Linked DNA regions of Mus musculus: region 2 is linked to region 1. The links are chromatin loops, found by intact Hi-C in ENCODE. Cell type or tissue: heart. All regions are shown on one strand.

Evidence for each region. Hi-C counts contacts between places; a loop is a spot of excess contacts. Peaks named below come from ENCODE experiments on the same cell type or tissue, not always from the same donor. Only the 100,000 strongest peaks of a DNase experiment are listed, where the experiment ranks them.
Region 2: it touches region 1 in a loop (2.4-fold over the local background); 1 of 42 quality-filtered maps calls a loop at or near these places.

What each region holds. Positions count from the first base shown.
Region 1 is chr7:35,114,324-35,122,323 of GRCm38, forward strand. It overlaps Cebpa (CCAAT/enhancer binding protein (C/EBP), alpha), which reads left to right and starts at 4,970. Exons shown (of 1, transcript NM_007678.3): 1 at 4,970-7,605. The coding sequence starts at 5,096. The coding sequence ends at 6,175. In heart, CTCF peaks have their summits at 3,922, 4,139, 4,925 (motif pointing right) and 5,135; DNase peaks (open chromatin) are centred at 4,158, 4,848, 5,848 and 6,298; H3K4me3 peaks cover 3,911 bases; H3K27ac peaks cover 2,244 bases; H3K27me3 peaks cover 5,563 bases.
Region 2 is chr7:35,226,098-35,234,097 of GRCm38, forward strand. Gm38989 (a long non-coding RNA gene) reads right to left here. Exons shown (of 3, transcript XR_881960.2): 1 at 7,803-8,000; 2 at 6,520-6,894; 3 at 4,371-6,384. Among named protein-coding and RNA genes, the nearest start is that of Gm38989, 4.7 kb to the right of the region's middle. In heart, a CTCF peak has its summit at 4,425 (motif pointing left); no DNase peak of the experiment used is centred here; H3K4me3 peaks cover 917 bases; H3K27ac peaks cover 373 bases.

The sequences.
Region 1 (8,000 bases):
AATTGGCGTCTTTGACATACATATATGTGTGTGTGTGTACATATATATATATACATACATATATGTGTATGTGTGTGTGTATGGAGAGAGAGAGAGTGAGAGAGAGAGAGAGAGACTCACTGTGTGGCCCTGACTGGCGTGAAATTCTCTTTATAAACCAGACTGGCTCAAACTCACAGAAATCCACCTGCCTCTTCTATCAAATGGACTAAATATGTGTGCCACCCTCTCCCCTATTACTGTTTTTCTAAAGCTAAGTTCTAAGTCAAAATCTGGTCCTCTAGCACACCCTGAAATCTGTTTTTGTTTTGTTTTGTTTTGTTTTGTTTTGTTTTTTGTTTGTTTTTGCTTGTTTTGCTGTCCTGGGAATGGAAATTCTGTACAAGGCTCTCCTAGAGAGCTGTGCCTTCAACCTCTTACTAATAAAGTCAAGGCAGGTGCTCTTCCACTGAGCCACACCCCCCGCTCCTCACTGGGAGATTCTGGTTGAACACTATCACTTAAACTATATCCCCAGCTTTGAAGTAATGTTATTTAAGACAGGAAATCTAGAATATATTTTATCTAACAGTTTCTTGGTTTTGCAAATTTTTGAAGGATGGTGTTTGGGTTTGGCTCTTTTCTTCACTTTCTTTCTTCCTTTCTTCCTTCCTTCCTTCCTTCCTTCCTTCCTTTCTTTCTTTCTTTCTTTCTTTCTTTCTTTCTTTCTTTCTCTCTTTCTTTCTAGCTGGCCTGAAACTCACTACGTAGCCTCAGTTGGTCTTGAACTCTCAGTGACATTAGAGAACCTGTGATTCTCCTGCCTTAAACCTTCCAGTGCTTAGATTGCGGTCATGCATTTATTTAATACCAAATTGCTGGCTCCATGGTAATTTGGTATATTTAATAAAACATGAAATGGGGGCTGCCATTTGTAGCACTGCTCTTGGCCCCGCAGGCACATGGAGAAGGCATGCTCATGTTCAGCATTTGCTTTACTTGGTGCCTCTTTGCTGGGTGGCAGTCCTGGGGTTCATGAAGGAGTCGACACCAAAATGCCATAAAGAACTTTCCCCAATTTGCTAAATAAGACTAACATGAATTTTTTTAATATTCTGAAGTTTGATTTGATTTTTCTTCTAGTATCTCTGCTTTTGCTTATCAGCTAATAGCTTCTGGCAAATGGAAAACATAATACAAACAACAAAAGAAATCACACATGTGCCACAGTTGGTGAATAGGGAAAAACTGGGAAGAGCTGATTCTTAGGAACTCAGGATATATATATATATACACATATATATATATATCTTCATAATACATACACACACACACACACACACACACACACACACACACACACGGCATCCACAGCTACATTTTCCATCAGGTAAATCACTTCTGGAGGGTTTGGTAGGAAACTATATCACACAACTTTACCTAATACCAGGCTGTGAACCCTAGTATAGTACCACACCAGGCATCCTCTGATCACACTGGAATGAGTTCCTTAGTGTGACAAATGTCTAGAGAAAACCAGAACCCCAACAGTGTATGCTACTAGAAACAGATAGTGTGAGAACAGCTCAGGATGGTCTTATTTATCAGTATCAACAGCTTCCCCGGAACTGAGCTCAGCATATGTGCTTCCTAATCCTCCCGATGCCCTACAATGAATTACTGAGAAATTCAGTAACTTGTTCGAGGTCATCCGGCTTGTAAATGATGAGGTAGGCATTTTCATGGGTCTTTGGAGCCCCTCACCTACTCAGGGCCTCCTGATAAGATGTGTAATCTACTGGGTGATTCCAGGAGCTTCTCCAATAATTAATAAACTATGGATAAGAAACACTTTACCAATCAGGCCAGCGGTGTCTGGCAACTGAGTCCCCTGTGCTCCCTGCTCCAGGGGCTTGGAGGAAGACATACATGCTGAAAGATGTCAGCTCCAGCCGGGAGCCTGGCATCTTGTATTTAAAGGTCCTAGGTCGCCTCTGTAGCCGCTCCTGGAAGAGGAAGTGGGGTTGAAACAAGTCCTTTTGGTGTGGCCTAGACTGCTGGTGAACCTGTAATCCTCCTGCCTCAGCCTCTAGACTGTTGAAGATACAGGTATGTACCACCATACCTTTTTGGGGACCTCATGTTTCTCATCTAGCCAAAAGCTCCTCTCCATTCTAGCTGGAGTAGGCTTAAACCCAAATGGGACAAAATTAAAAAAAAAATTTTTTTAAACCCTCCCAGACCAGCCACCAGAGGATAAATGCTCCGTGAGATAAAGCAGGTTTGTTTACCTGGGATGGCCTTGGCCATCAACCCAACCCTGTCTGTAGATCCAGCCTTATCTAGGCCCCTCCCTAGCTCTCCCCACACTCCAACCTGTCAAACACCCTTGTCCTTTGTTACCAGAACAGGCCATGCTCCCAGCAGCCTCTCCACCTTTGCACCTGCTGTTCCCTCCTCCAAAGGGGTGGGGGTGGGGAAAGGCTTTTCTTCCTTATCCTTCCAGAGACTTCCTGCCTACTTCAGGAAATATCTCAGAGGCTCACATGAAGACCTCTCCCAAGGCCCGTTTCAGTCAGCCGCAGTGGGATTCCACTAACTGAGTTGTGTAAAGATACATGTTTGACCATCACACGGGAGGCTGGAAATCAGAGCCAGTGAAATCCGGAAATCAGTGGCTGCCTTCTCCAGAGCCCAGTGTTCCTGGGGCTGGGTGTGAATACAGCCATAATGACCGGTTCCACCTCTAACCCATGAGACCATTTCATGGGTGATGGTTTACCCCTGCTCCTTTGGTGTCCCCCTCTATGATGACACTTTTCTTAACCAGCTGACTGCATATGACATATCTGTCCCACTACTTGTGTCACATGCAGGGACATTTCTCACGAACCCCTGGGTGTTTAGAGCAGTAAAAAGGATTCTGTCAGCGACTGGAGACCTGCAGGCTTTGGGGCGGGACTCCCAGTCCCCGCCCCTCACCTCAAGCACTTATCCCACTTTCTTTGTTGATGACTGTAGTGTGTTCCAGCTTCCTTCAACCCCAAGTCCCTCTGCTTGCATAAGCGAGGATGTCAGCCTCCTGCTAATGTCTCTCTTAGCTAGGAACTTTCTTACAGTGTTCCCTTTCCCCTCAGGGGGAACCAAACAAGCAAACAAATAAACATTATATTTAACTCAGCAGAAAGACTGAAGATTCCTCTCGGCTTTTAAGGATTTTTCCCCAGGGGACACTCCACAGGTAGAGTCGCGTGCATCTGGCCCAGAGAGCGATCCTCTGCTCACACCAGGTTGTTTATTTAGTGTATCTGCTTTTTATTCACTCTGTTCAAAAGCATCAAGCTAAAAATATCTTTTTTATGCGCTCTGCACCGAAAATGAAGCAGTTGAGCCATTAATCACTGAGAATATGTTGAATGAGAATTTGATTAAAGTACAGGATGCGTCCTTCAGACGAAGTCGGTTCTTTACTGTAACCGCAGTGGAAGCACAGCAGACCTCCCTAACAGTTTTTAGCCGCTCCTCTTGGAGCCTCCTGGGCGGATCGCAGGGCCTTTCCTGGCCTAAAAAGGCCATTGCACTGGGGGTCTTGACCTGCGACCCTAGAGCGCAGCAGGTCACGGAACACGGACAAATGGAGTTCGAGAGGACGAAAGGCCTCAGCTCAAGAAGCCGCGGTCTTCGGGGTGCAAAAACGAGAGACGTGGGTGCTCACCAGGCCCCTTCTGCCCCCGGACCTCCGCGGCCGCGATCCAGGTGGAGGGTGAACGAGACGCCACGTGGCTGGGAGCCGATGCACGCAAACTCCTACCCACAGCCGCGAGCCTGTAGGCGGCGCGGCGCGGAGGGCTCCCAAGTGGGTGCTCGAAAGGCTTCGTAGCTAGGAATTGGACACCCGAGCTACCGAGATTAGTGCCCCCATGAATGACAGTAGGGAAAGAAAACTGTGTCTTCAGGCCCCTGGCTATGGGCCCCGCCTGGGGATCACAGTCCCCGATTCAAGTTCACTCCTCTCCAACACCCTGCCCTCTCGCGGCCCCTGTGCGCTCTCCTTAGGGTCCTTTTCCGCGAGGCTCAGAGGACCCACCGGCTGGTCCCGGGCGTGGGGTGGTGGTGTCCCGAACACTTGACTAGAGTGCTCCACGCTGGGTAGCAACGTCTGCCTGGTAAGCCTAGCAATCCTATCGCTCTGGCCTGGAGACGCAATGAAAAAGAAAGTTTTCCAGCCTAGGCGAGTGGACGAGCCAGGTCCACCAGGCTCCGGGGTTAGCGGCCGCCTCCGCTCCCCGCCGGGTCCTAGCGCCCTACTACTCTGAAGAGCCCGTGGGACCCTGTAGTTCTAGAGAAGCTGGGCGAAAGAGAGGTGCTCTGCCTGGAAGCCGTGGGGTCGCGTGGAGTTCAGAGAAAAAGACGCACAATCTCTGCGCTCCCGGCCTCGCCACTCGGCGGTGCGCGCTAGGTTGCTGGTCCAAAGCAGTCTCCAACCTCCCGCGCCGCGGCTCTCCGCCACAGCCTTTTAGAAATCCGGGTGGGAGACAGGCCTAGTCCCAGCTTTTAACACAAGTCTGCACTACGGTAGCTCAAAACCAACATTCTCTCTCCAAACGCTCCCCAACCTCCACCTCCCCTCGCTCGGCCTCTAGATGCTCCCGGGCTCCCTAGTGTTGGCTGGAAGTGGGTGACTTAGAGGCTTAAAGGAGGGGCGCCTAACCACGGACCACGTGTGTGCGGGGGCGACAGCGCCGCCGGGGTGGGGCTGAGCGCTGCAAGCCGGGTTCGCCTTGCAGCGCAGGAGTCAGTGGGCGTTGCGCCACGATCTCTCTCCACTAGCACTATGCTCCCCACTCACCGCCTTGGAAAGTCACAGGAGAAGGCGGGCTCTAAGACCCAGCAGGCACCATCCTACTGGCGCCTTCGATCCGAGACCCGTTTGGACACCAGGGGGCGATGCCCGACCCTCTATAAAAGCGGTCCCCGCGCGGGCCTGGCCATTCGCGACCCGAAGCTGCGCGGGCGCGAGCCAGTTGGGGCACTGGGTGGGCGGCGGCGACAGCGGCGCCACGCGCAGGCTGGAGGCCGCCGAGGCTCGCCATGCCGGGAGAACTCTAACTCCCCCATGGAGTCGGCCGACTTCTACGAGGTGGAGCCGCGGCCCCCGATGAGCAGTCACCTCCAGAGCCCCCCGCACGCGCCCAGCAACGCCGCCTTTGGCTTTCCCCGGGGCGCGGGCCCCGCGCCGCCCCCAGCCCCACCTGCCGCCCCGGAGCCGCTGGGCGGCATCTGCGAGCACGAGACGTCTATAGACATCAGCGCCTACATCGACCCGGCCGCCTTCAACGACGAGTTCCTGGCCGACCTCTTCCAGCACAGCCGACAGCAGGAGAAGGCCAAGGCGGCGGCGGGCCCCGCGGGTGGCGGCGGTGACTTTGACTACCCGGGAGCCCCGGCGGGCCCCGGCGGCGCGGTCATGTCCGCGGGGGCGCACGGGCCCCCTCCCGGCTACGGCTGTGCGGCGGCCGGCTACCTGGACGGCAGGCTGGAGCCCCTGTACGAGCGCGTCGGGGCGCCCGCGCTACGGCCGCTGGTGATCAAACAAGAGCCCCGCGAGGAGGACGAGGCGAAGCAGCTGGCGCTGGCCGGCCTCTTCCCCTACCAGCCACCGCCGCCACCGCCACCGCCGCACCCGCACGCGTCTCCCGCGCACCTGGCCGCCCCCCACTTGCAGTTCCAGATCGCGCACTGCGGCCAGACCACCATGCACCTGCAGCCTGGCCACCCCACACCGCCGCCCACGCCCGTGCCCAGCCCGCACGCTGCGCCCGCCTTGGGTGCTGCGGGCCTGCCTGGCCCCGGGAGCGCGCTCAAGGGCTTGGCCGGTGCGCACCCCGACCTCCGCACGGGAGGCGGCGGCGGTGGCAGCGGTGCCGGTGCGGGCAAAGCCAAGAAGTCGGTGGACAAGAACAGCAACGAGTACCGGGTACGGCGGGAACGCAACAACATCGCGGTGCGCAAGAGCCGAGATAAAGCCAAACAACGCAACGTGGAGACGCAACAGAAGGTGCTGGAGTTGACCAGTGACAATGACCGCCTGCGCAAGCGGGTGGAACAGCTGAGCCGTGAACTGGACACGCTGCGGGGCATCTTCCGCCAGCTGCCTGAGAGCTCCTTGGTCAAGGCCATGGGCAACTGCGCGTGAGGCGCGCGGCTGCGGGACCGCCTTGGGCCGGCCCCCTGGCTGGAGACCCAGAGGATGGTTTCGGGTCGCTGGATCTCTAGGCTGCCCGGGCCGCGCAAGCCAGGACTAGGAGATTCCGGTGTGGCCTGAAAGCCTGGCCTGCTCCGCGTGTCCCCTCCCTTCCTCTGAGCCGGACTCGGTGCGTCTAAGATGAGGGAGTCAGGCCGTGGTGGTTTCTCCTTGAGACCGAGAGACTTTCCGCGGAGCTGAGCTGGGGGCCCGGCAGTACTAGTATTAAGGAAGTAACCTTGTGCCTTGGATACTCAAAACTCGCTCCTTTTCCTACCGAGTAGGGGGAGCAAAAATGTGCCTTGATATTTTATTTGGAGGATTCCTGCTTCCTCTCGGGCCTCAGCTGGCCCCGTGAGAAAAATGAAGGGTGCAGGCCCAGGGCAGGAGGAAGATACAGGAAGCTGAGATCCCGGCAGTGCCCTGAGCTGCCCCTCAGTCCCTGTCTTTAGAGGGGAGGGACTTAGGTGTTGGGGATTTGAGTCTGTGTCCTCACCCCCAGCTACAGGGAGGTGGAGGGCTCCTAATCCCTTGCTTTTTGCACCTCCACCTACATCCCCCCCCCCCCACTCAGCTTACAACAGGCCAGGTTTCCTGGGTGAGTTCATGGAGAATGGGGGCACCACCCCCAGTCAGACCAGAAAGCTGAGTTGTGAGTTAGCCATGTGGTAGGAGACAGAGACCTAGGTTTCTGGGCTTTGTGGGGTGGGGGATAGGAGGACACGGGGACCATTAGCCTTGTGTGTACTGTATGTCGCCAGCCGCTGTTGCTGAAGGAACTTGAAGCACAATCGATCCATCCCAGAGGGACTGGAGTTATGACAAGCTTCCCAAATATTTTGCTTTATCATCCGATATCAACACTTGTATCTGGTCTCTGTGTCCCAGCGGTGCCTTGTGCAATGGCAGTGTGCACGTCTATGCTAAACCACCATTTTATTTGGTCTTTTGTTTTGTTTTGGTTTTGCTCTGATTCTTGCCAAACTGAGACTCTTCACTAACGGCTGGGGGAAGGAGCTGAGTGAGGCTCTCATTCTTTTTGGTTTAGGGATGTTTGGGTTTTTTCGTCTGCCTCCCAGAGGACCAATGAAATGAAGTGGGCTTCCCCCTCTCCCCTAGTTGTCCAAGGGTGTATGTAGTAGTGGGTCTTAGCTTCCTCCGGCTAAGACTTAGGCTTCCCCACCCACCCAACCCCATCCCCAACGGCCCTGGCTCTGGGTCTGGAAAGAAGGCCACCTCCAGCCAGTTCATACACACACCCCTGTGGCTGGGAGCAGGGCTGGACCGCTTCCTTCTCTTCTTTTTTTTGGGGGGGGGGGACACAAAGTTTCATGCTAGATGTCGTATGTATTATATCTATAATATAAACATATCAAACTCAATTTTGGTGTCTTTTTAAAACCAGAGAGAAGCCACTTGTAAGGTTTGCTCTGGGCTGGGTTCCGTTTGAAACAGCATTGTCTGTGTCTGGGGTCCTAAATTTGCATCTCTGGAGTCTCTCTTTACCTTGGTGATGTGCCATGGCAGTCAAGGAAGGGGTAAGGACTAAGCTGAGAACACCCTGAGTTTAAAGACTGAGTCCCTTGGAATTTGGGGGTGGAGGGGTCGTGTTGTCTTAGGGTCATGGTCTCTCTTTGCATCCTAGAATAGGAGGGAGTCAGAAGAGAACACCTCTGCCTAATGGGAAAGCCCACTTAGAAGCTCTCTGCTTAAGGGACCCTTTGGCCACATTCCCAAATCACTCAGCTCCAGCTCTATAGAACAAGGCTCACACCAC
Region 2 (8,000 bases), 110 kb after region 1:
CCCATCTTGATGACAATGGACTGAACCTCTGAACCTGTAAGCCAGCCCCAATTAAATGTTGTCCTTAGTCATGGTGTCTATTCACAGCAGTAAAACCCTAAGACACATACCCTCCCTCTGAAAATAACCAATCAAGTCCAGTTTGCTCTGCCTGAATCCTCCCGGGTGTAGGGCAACCCACTGGACTGTGGTCAACCTCTGAGTGGCTACATCCTTAAAGAAAACTAACCTTCTCTCTCTCAGCAGCTGTTATCTGTGTATACATCCTCAGATAGGGTTGTGGGTTGGCGAGCCCCTCCCACTCTGTACTGGAACATTGATCTTGCACAGGTAGCAACAACTTCTGTGGGTTCATAAGTACAGCGGTTCTATCATGTCCAGAAGACATGTTTTACCTTCCCATAAATATCATTTCAAAAGTACTGCCATACATAGGGTAAAGTCACAGAAAAGGGTGAGGAAAGATCCTTCCTGTTTGGCTGGAAATGTAGTTCAAAGGCAGAGCGCTTGCCCCATATGCACAAAGCCCTTTGTTCAGCCCACAGTGATGCAGGAGGGAGGAGACAGAGAGACGTCAGGGGCAAAGATTATCGGAAACAAAACTGATCTATCCTGATATCAGATGGTATAGACGCCAAAGCTAAGGAGGTTTCCAGGGGATACTGAAGGACATTTTAAACGATGAACATCTCAAAGTATAGAGAAAAGACAATGCTCAATATGGATGCCCTATCATCAGAACTTGAAAGTAAGAAGCAAAAACAGAGACAGAACTTCACGGAGAGTTGACAACGGCCCCCATCAGAGCTGGACATTTTCACATTATTCTCCTACTTAGAGTTGGTGGAGAAAAACATAGCAAAGAAAGAGAATAAGACACACACACACACACACACACACACACACACACACACACACACACACACACACCCCTTCAGTAACAATCCAATACCTGCTCTCCATCAACACAAGAAAATGTTCCTTCTTTTTGTGCAGGGGAGTTTCAAGTCAGGGTTTCTTTGTGTAGCCCTGGCTGTCCTGGAACTCTTTCTGTAGACCAAGCTGGCCTTAAACTCAGAGATGCGCCTGTCTCTGCCTCCTGAGTGCTGGGATTAAGGGTGTGTGCATGACCACTGCCCAGCTGAGAATGCTCATTCTTTTCAAGTGCACAAGAAATACTCATGAGGATAGATCACATCTGAGGTAATGTAACAAGCTCTAAAGGGCCTGAAGGATGGCTCAGTGGGGAAGAGCACATGCTGGTCTTCCAGAGAACAGGAGTTCAAATCCCAGCTTCCACCCCAAATCATGGTTGATCATAATAATCCATAACACCAGTTCATGACATCTGGTGGTTTTTCACTGGCATCTATATACTTGTGGCATACACACAACACCCCCACACATAAATAATAAAACTTTTTAAAGGAATTGGTATCAATAAAATTGAAAAAACAGAAATATCTGTGGAACTAAAAGTTGATTTTGTTGTTGTTTGGTTGGTTTTTTGTTTGTTTTGGTTTGGTTTTGTTTTTTTAAGACAGGGTTTCTCCGACTCACTCTATAGACCAGGCTGGATTTGAACTCATAGAGATCCACCTGTCTCTACTTCTGGAGTGCTGGAATTAAAGGCATGTGCCACCACTGCCCAGCTAAAAGTTGACTCTTTATAAGTATTTATGCATTGATAATCTTTAGAAATACCTCCTCCCCTTAGTCAGTGTCCATTGCAGTGAAGAGACACCACAACCATGGCAATTCTTATAAAAGGAAGCATTTAATTGGGGCTGGCTTACAGTTTCAGAAGTATAGTCCATTATCATTATGGCGGGGAACGTGGCAGCACACAGGCAGCCATGCTGTTGAAGAAGCTGAGAGCTCTACATCTTGATCCAGAAGTGGCCAGGAGGAGGTTCTCTTCTGCACTACATGGAGCATGAGCCGCAGGAATGGACCCCGCGTGGGCTTTTGAGACCTCAGAGCCCATCCCCAGTGACACACTTCCTCCAGCAAGGCCACACCTCCTAATCCTTCTCAAATAGTGCCACTCCCTAATGATCACGAATTCAAATATATGAGCCTATGGGGTCCTTTCTATTCAAACCACCACACCCTTAATGTCTAGTTCTCCTGCCTTTCAAGTGCTGGGATTTCAGGTGTACACAAACATAGCCAGATGTTTTGTTGTTGTTTTGTTGTTGTTATTTTAAAGACGGGGTTTCTCTATGTAGCCCTGGCCAGCCTAGAGTCCAGTACATAGAAATTCATAGAGAAGTGCCTGCCTTTGCCTCCGGCACGGTGGGATTTAAGGTGTGCACACTACCAGCTTTGGGAGGTTTGCAGTTGTTCTTTTTTTTTTTCATATTTTTACTTCAGTACCATAAGTTATGCTGAGTGGAGCTCATTATTTTGCTATTTGTGCATTCTAAGAGGTTTTAGAGTCTCTGTAAAATAGACTACAAGGTGTCTGCTGCAGCCTTAGAAGAACTTGCTCCATGTGGCCAACTCCAGGGCTGGAGTCTCTCATAAATGTGTACTTAACACAAGCACCTAAAATCTGTTTTTGCTAAATTCCACCAATTCCTTACTTGGGCCCACAGTAACATGAGGCAGGGTAAAATCCTGGCCCCTCTACCCACATTTTTGTCTCCTTTGTGTTAAAATGCGGGGTCAGACTCCTAACTGCATGTCAATTACTTAAGGAGTCTCCATCTGAAAACTGGTGATTTCTAAGTGATGGCATCCCTCTTCCTGGTGAGGAACTGAGGCTCTCAGTGTGACAGATCTCTGCTTTAACTCCTGCACTTGGGAGGCGGAGGGGGGATCTTTGTGAGTTGAGATCAGCCAAGTCTATATAATGACTTCAGACCGGGTTTCAAAACACAGACAGACAGACAGGAAGGAAGGAAGGAAGGAAGGAAGGAAGGAAGGAAGGAAGGAAGGAGGGAGGGAGGGAGGGAGGGAGGGAGGGAGGGAGGGAAGGAAGGAAGGAAGGAAGGAAGGAAGGAAGGAAGGAAGGAAGGAAGGGAGGGAGGAAATAAGAAAGAAAGAAAGAAAGAAAGAAAGAAAGAAAGAAAGAAAGAAAGAAAGAAAGAAAGAAGAAAGATGTGTGAGAAAGGAAGAAACAAACAAAGAAACAAAAAAAAATGAAACTGAGGCAGCCCCTCAGCTCTTACAGTGTTCCATCTTAGACCCTGCCCCCCAAATGGCCCCTCTTGGAAAGATAACCGCACCTCACCCCACCGGGCAGGGATAGTCTTCTCAAGTGAGTGCCCTCAAGCAGTAAGAACTTTTCAGAGTCTTGCAGAACCAGAACCAAGGCGATGAAGCGAGGCAGTGAGCAGACAGAGCACACGGTGACTGACAGACCTTCCAGCCTCTGCTCCCCTTGCTGCTCTGCTCATCAGGGCCTCTGAAGAGGGGCAGAAGTGCAAGCTTGTCTCCTGCCCACCACAGCTTTGCTCATTGAGTTCCTTTTCCCCTTTCAACTCCCTCTTCCTTTTGCTTTTTTTGGGGCAAGTGGAGCTGACATGTGGCCCCCAGGGCTTGTTTGACAGCTCTCACCTGCAGCCATCCTTAGCTGTATGTTCAGAAGCTGAGCCAAGGAAACTCTCCAAAGAAGATTTACTAGAAGGGTGACTCAGTGGTAGATCCCCCAGTGAGGGGCTGGGACTGTGATTCAATGGTAGAGCACCTGCCTAGAATCCCCCAGTGAGGGGCTGGGGGCATGGCTCAGTCCAAATGTTAGAAGTCCCAATGTAGACCCCCCCGTGGCTCAATAGCTCAGTGGTGACAATCTTGTCTATCATTTGATTCCCAGCACAGTGTGAAAAAAAATGGTTAAAATAGTAAATTTCATGTTATATGTCTCTTACCACAAAAAAAAAAAAAAAACTAAACTTACAGGGTCTTAAAGTTGTCTGATAAACGTGCCCACTGTTTTCCACTGACAAAAGACACTGTTGTTGCCAACCATGCCAAACCATGTATCAGACCATGTCAGAGTGCACACACATGTGCAACACACACTAATGTAATAAAACAAATATTTTTAAAAGTCTTTGAGCCGGGTGTGGTGACACACACCTTTAATCCCAGCACTTGGGAGGCAGAGGCAGGCGGATTTCTGAGTTCAAGGCCAGCCTGGTCTACAAAGTGAGTTCCAGGACAACCAGGGCTATACAGAGAAACCCTGTCTCAAAAAAAAAAAAAAAAAAAAAAAAAAAAAAAAAAAAAAAAAGAAAGAAAGAAAGAAAGAAAAAGAAAAGAAAAGAAAAGTCTTTGAATTTAAACGATTCTCAAGTGTTCTAGCACAGGAGACTCAAAGTTTTCTATGGGCTGGAAAGATGGTTCGGTAGTTAAAAGCAGTTGCTGCTCCTGCAGAGGATCAGGGTTCCATTTTCACCACACTGGCCCCCTCTTCTGGCCTCCATGGGTACTGCATACACATGGATAACAAAATACAGGCACTCACAAACATGAAAATCTTTTTAAAATCTTTTAAAATCTTTTTAAAATTACTATCTTAGTTTGGATTTTGTTGTTGTGAAGAGACACTGTAACCATGGCAACTCTTATAAAGGAGAACATTTCATTGGGGCTGGCTTGCTGTTTCAGGGGTTTAGTCCAATATCGTCATGGCGGGGAACAGATCAGTGAACAGGCAGACATGGTGCTGGAGAAGGAGCTGAGAGTTCAACATCCAGATCAGCAGGCAGCAAGGAGAAACTGAGACATGCTTCCTCCAACAAGGCCACACCTCCTAATAGTGTCACTATGTGCCTATGGGGGCCAGTTTTATTCAAACTACTACATTACACTTCCTGATATATAGGTTATACATATGTATATATATGTACATATATATATATGTGTGTGTGTGTCTGTGTATGTGTGTGTCTGTGCATGTGTGTGTCTGTGCATGTGTGTGTATCCATATTATAATGCAAAATGTGTTTAGTCCAACTGCAGAAGTCCCCATAGTCTGTAACAGTCTCAACCCTGTGAAAGTTCAAAGTTTCTTCTGAGTCTCATGCAATCTTCTAACTGTAATCCCCTATAAAATCTAAACCATAGTCACATACTTCCAATATATAACAGCACAGGATTCACATCATTATTCCAAATGGAGGAGGGAGCACTGTGAGGAAACACTGGACCAAAGCAAGACTGAAAACCAGCTGGGCACACTCCAAAATCTGCATCTCCATGTCTGATGTCTTCAGATCCCCAACTCCTTTCAGCTTTGTTGACTGCAACATGCGTCTCTCTCTTAGGCTGGTTCCATACCCTGTTAGCAGCTCTCCTTGGCAGGTATCACATGACTCTGGCATCTCCAATATCTTGGGGTCTCCAAGGCAATCCAGGCTTCATCTTTACAGCTTCACACAGTGGCCTCTCTGGGCCTCCATGACAGGCCACCCCTGACATGTGCCTGGCCTCAGAGGCTTTCCTTAGTCACAGAGATTCTATAACCACTTCTTCTATCCTTGATTCTAAAGCCAGAACCATGTGGCTGAAGCTGGCAAGTTCTGCTGCTTGCTGGGGCTGGAACATGCCCCAACCCCTTCATTCAATTACATCTTCTCCAACTTTCTGTTTTCAATGGTTTCCTTTGCTGCCTAAACTTGGCTGTTCTGAAACTAGCTCTTTAGTTCCTTTTTGCAGGTTGGAAGCATAGTTGGGTGGGGCCTTGCCTTTATTTCATTTAACATCAGGTTTTTCTTTACTCTGTTTATCTCCTTAAGCGTAGGACTTCACTTCGTTCCACTTCCTGGTTCCTCTCTTCCCCACATACTGCACATTTTGTAGCTGTCTTTGCTCAGCTTGCTCTTTTTCATTACAGATCTTCATAAGAGTGAACAGTAATAACCACAGGACAGAGTCAAGACTAGGATGTTTTGAAATTTCCTCTGCCAACTTAACTAACCAAAACTCTTCAGTTTAGCCTCAGGCAGACTTTTCAGAAAAGGAGAAAAGGCAGCTATATTCTTTGACAAGATATCATAATAACAGTCTCTAGACCACATACTAAAATTCTTCTCTGAAACCTCTTGAGCCAGGCCCCCAAATTCAAATCATTCTCAGCGCACCTGTCTTCCATGCTCCTTCTAGGATGGTGCATTAAGCCCCACTTAAAAAGTTCAACTGCTTTCCTAATCCAAAGTTCCCAAATCCACATTCCTCCAAACAAAAGCATCGTCAGGCCTCGCACAGCAATACCCCACTCCTGGTACCAAATTTTGTCTTCATTAGGGTTTCCTTTGCTGTGAAAAGAGGCAACTCTTATAAAGGAAGGCATTTAATTGGGGTGGCTTATAGTTTCAGAGCATCATTCCATTATCATCATGGCAAAGTTAAAACTCAAGGCACTAGAAGTTAAATCTGAAAGGAAAAAAAAAAGTATTGATTTAAAAACTAACCGTGATAAACCAAATACATGTTGACACAAACAACACTTTTACAAAAACTATTTACAACATAAACCAAAAATCAGTTGGAAGTAAAACATTGTTTTACCTTTTTACAAAGTTCTTACGGTTAGTGATGTGCTGTTGTGGGTGACAAACAAGAGGCTGCGTTGGGGGCCTTGGAGAGGCTGAGCCAAAGATGGTAACAGGAGTTCTTCCAGAGAGATGACACACTGACTGAAAGATCTCTGATGGGATGGGTTTCCCCACAGACTACCCGGGAAACAGCATTCCGAGCCCCCACCACCCTAAATTCAAAGTCTCTGAGGCAGGAAGACCTGTGTAGGTTTTTAAGGAGCAGAGACAAGGTAGGTTAATAAGGGCGTGATTCTCATTTCTGGCTTTGCTTACTGCTGGGAGTTGGGTGGGGTGGCAGGAATGTTCGGCCAATCAGATGACTTCCAGGTCCTCTGTCCCTGTGCAGCTGTTACGGTAGAAAAGCTTTCCTTTAGAGCAGAGCCTCCCTCAGACTCAAGTGCCAACCAACGTCTCCGACTGGTCCTCACTTAGCTTTTTACTACTGTAGAGAAGCACCCGCAATTACTTAAAAAGAGGATTAAGAATACAATTCAGGCATGTCGGTTCATGGTTGAGAGGGAGATGGGGAGGAGGAGAGAGAGGGAGTGAGAGCAGGATAAGGTAGCTGACCCACTGACCTACAGCCCTCTGCTAGGCCCCACCTCCCGAAGTCTCCTCCCAAATAGCGCCACCAGTGTGGACCACGCTGATCACATGATCCTAGGAGAATTTCGTTTCACCATAAACAGGCATCCAACAGGCAAGTACTCCAAACCCCAGGACTGATAGAGAGGAGCTAGAACTTAGCCCCAAGAAGACTCGAGAGTGCTTTCCAATAAAGCCTTCAGTAACTGGATGCAGCTGAATAGACCTGATGCCTTTGTAAAGTGTGGGACTATCCCTCACATTTTCGTTGGCAGTGTCAACCAAAAAAAAAAAAAAAAAAAAAAAAAACCAAGTTGCAAAGGGCAGGAACTGATCAAAACAAACAAACAAACAAACAACACACCCAGACCCGTAGGAGAAGCAGAAAGAATTGCCTCCCGGACAAGCAAATTGTCAACTTAACCGTAGTGGTCAAGTCGAAATCAGTATTCTTAAATTTCGGTCTTTTGCCCAGCTAGAAAGAAGCCCCACAACCTCTCATATAAGCCTGAGAGCGGTGGCGCTGACATATCCCCCCCACCGCACTGTGCAATATCCTGTGCTGCCTTATCGAACCAAAAGCCCAAGCGTGTTCCACTGTGTGGGTTAATGAAAGTACGTTCTTTGTCCCTTTTCAGCTTAGGACATTTTTTTTTCTATTACATTTACCTATTTGTTGTGAACACATTTGTGCTCATACGTGAGCCGCGGCGTACATGTGGACCCACAGGCCGGAGGACAGTTTTCGAGGGTCAGTTCTCATCTTCCACCCTGTTAGACCCAGGAATTGAACTCAGGACGTCCAGGGTTAGCAACAAGGACATTTATCCACTGAGCCGTCTCGCCAGTCCTTAAGATGGTTTTAAA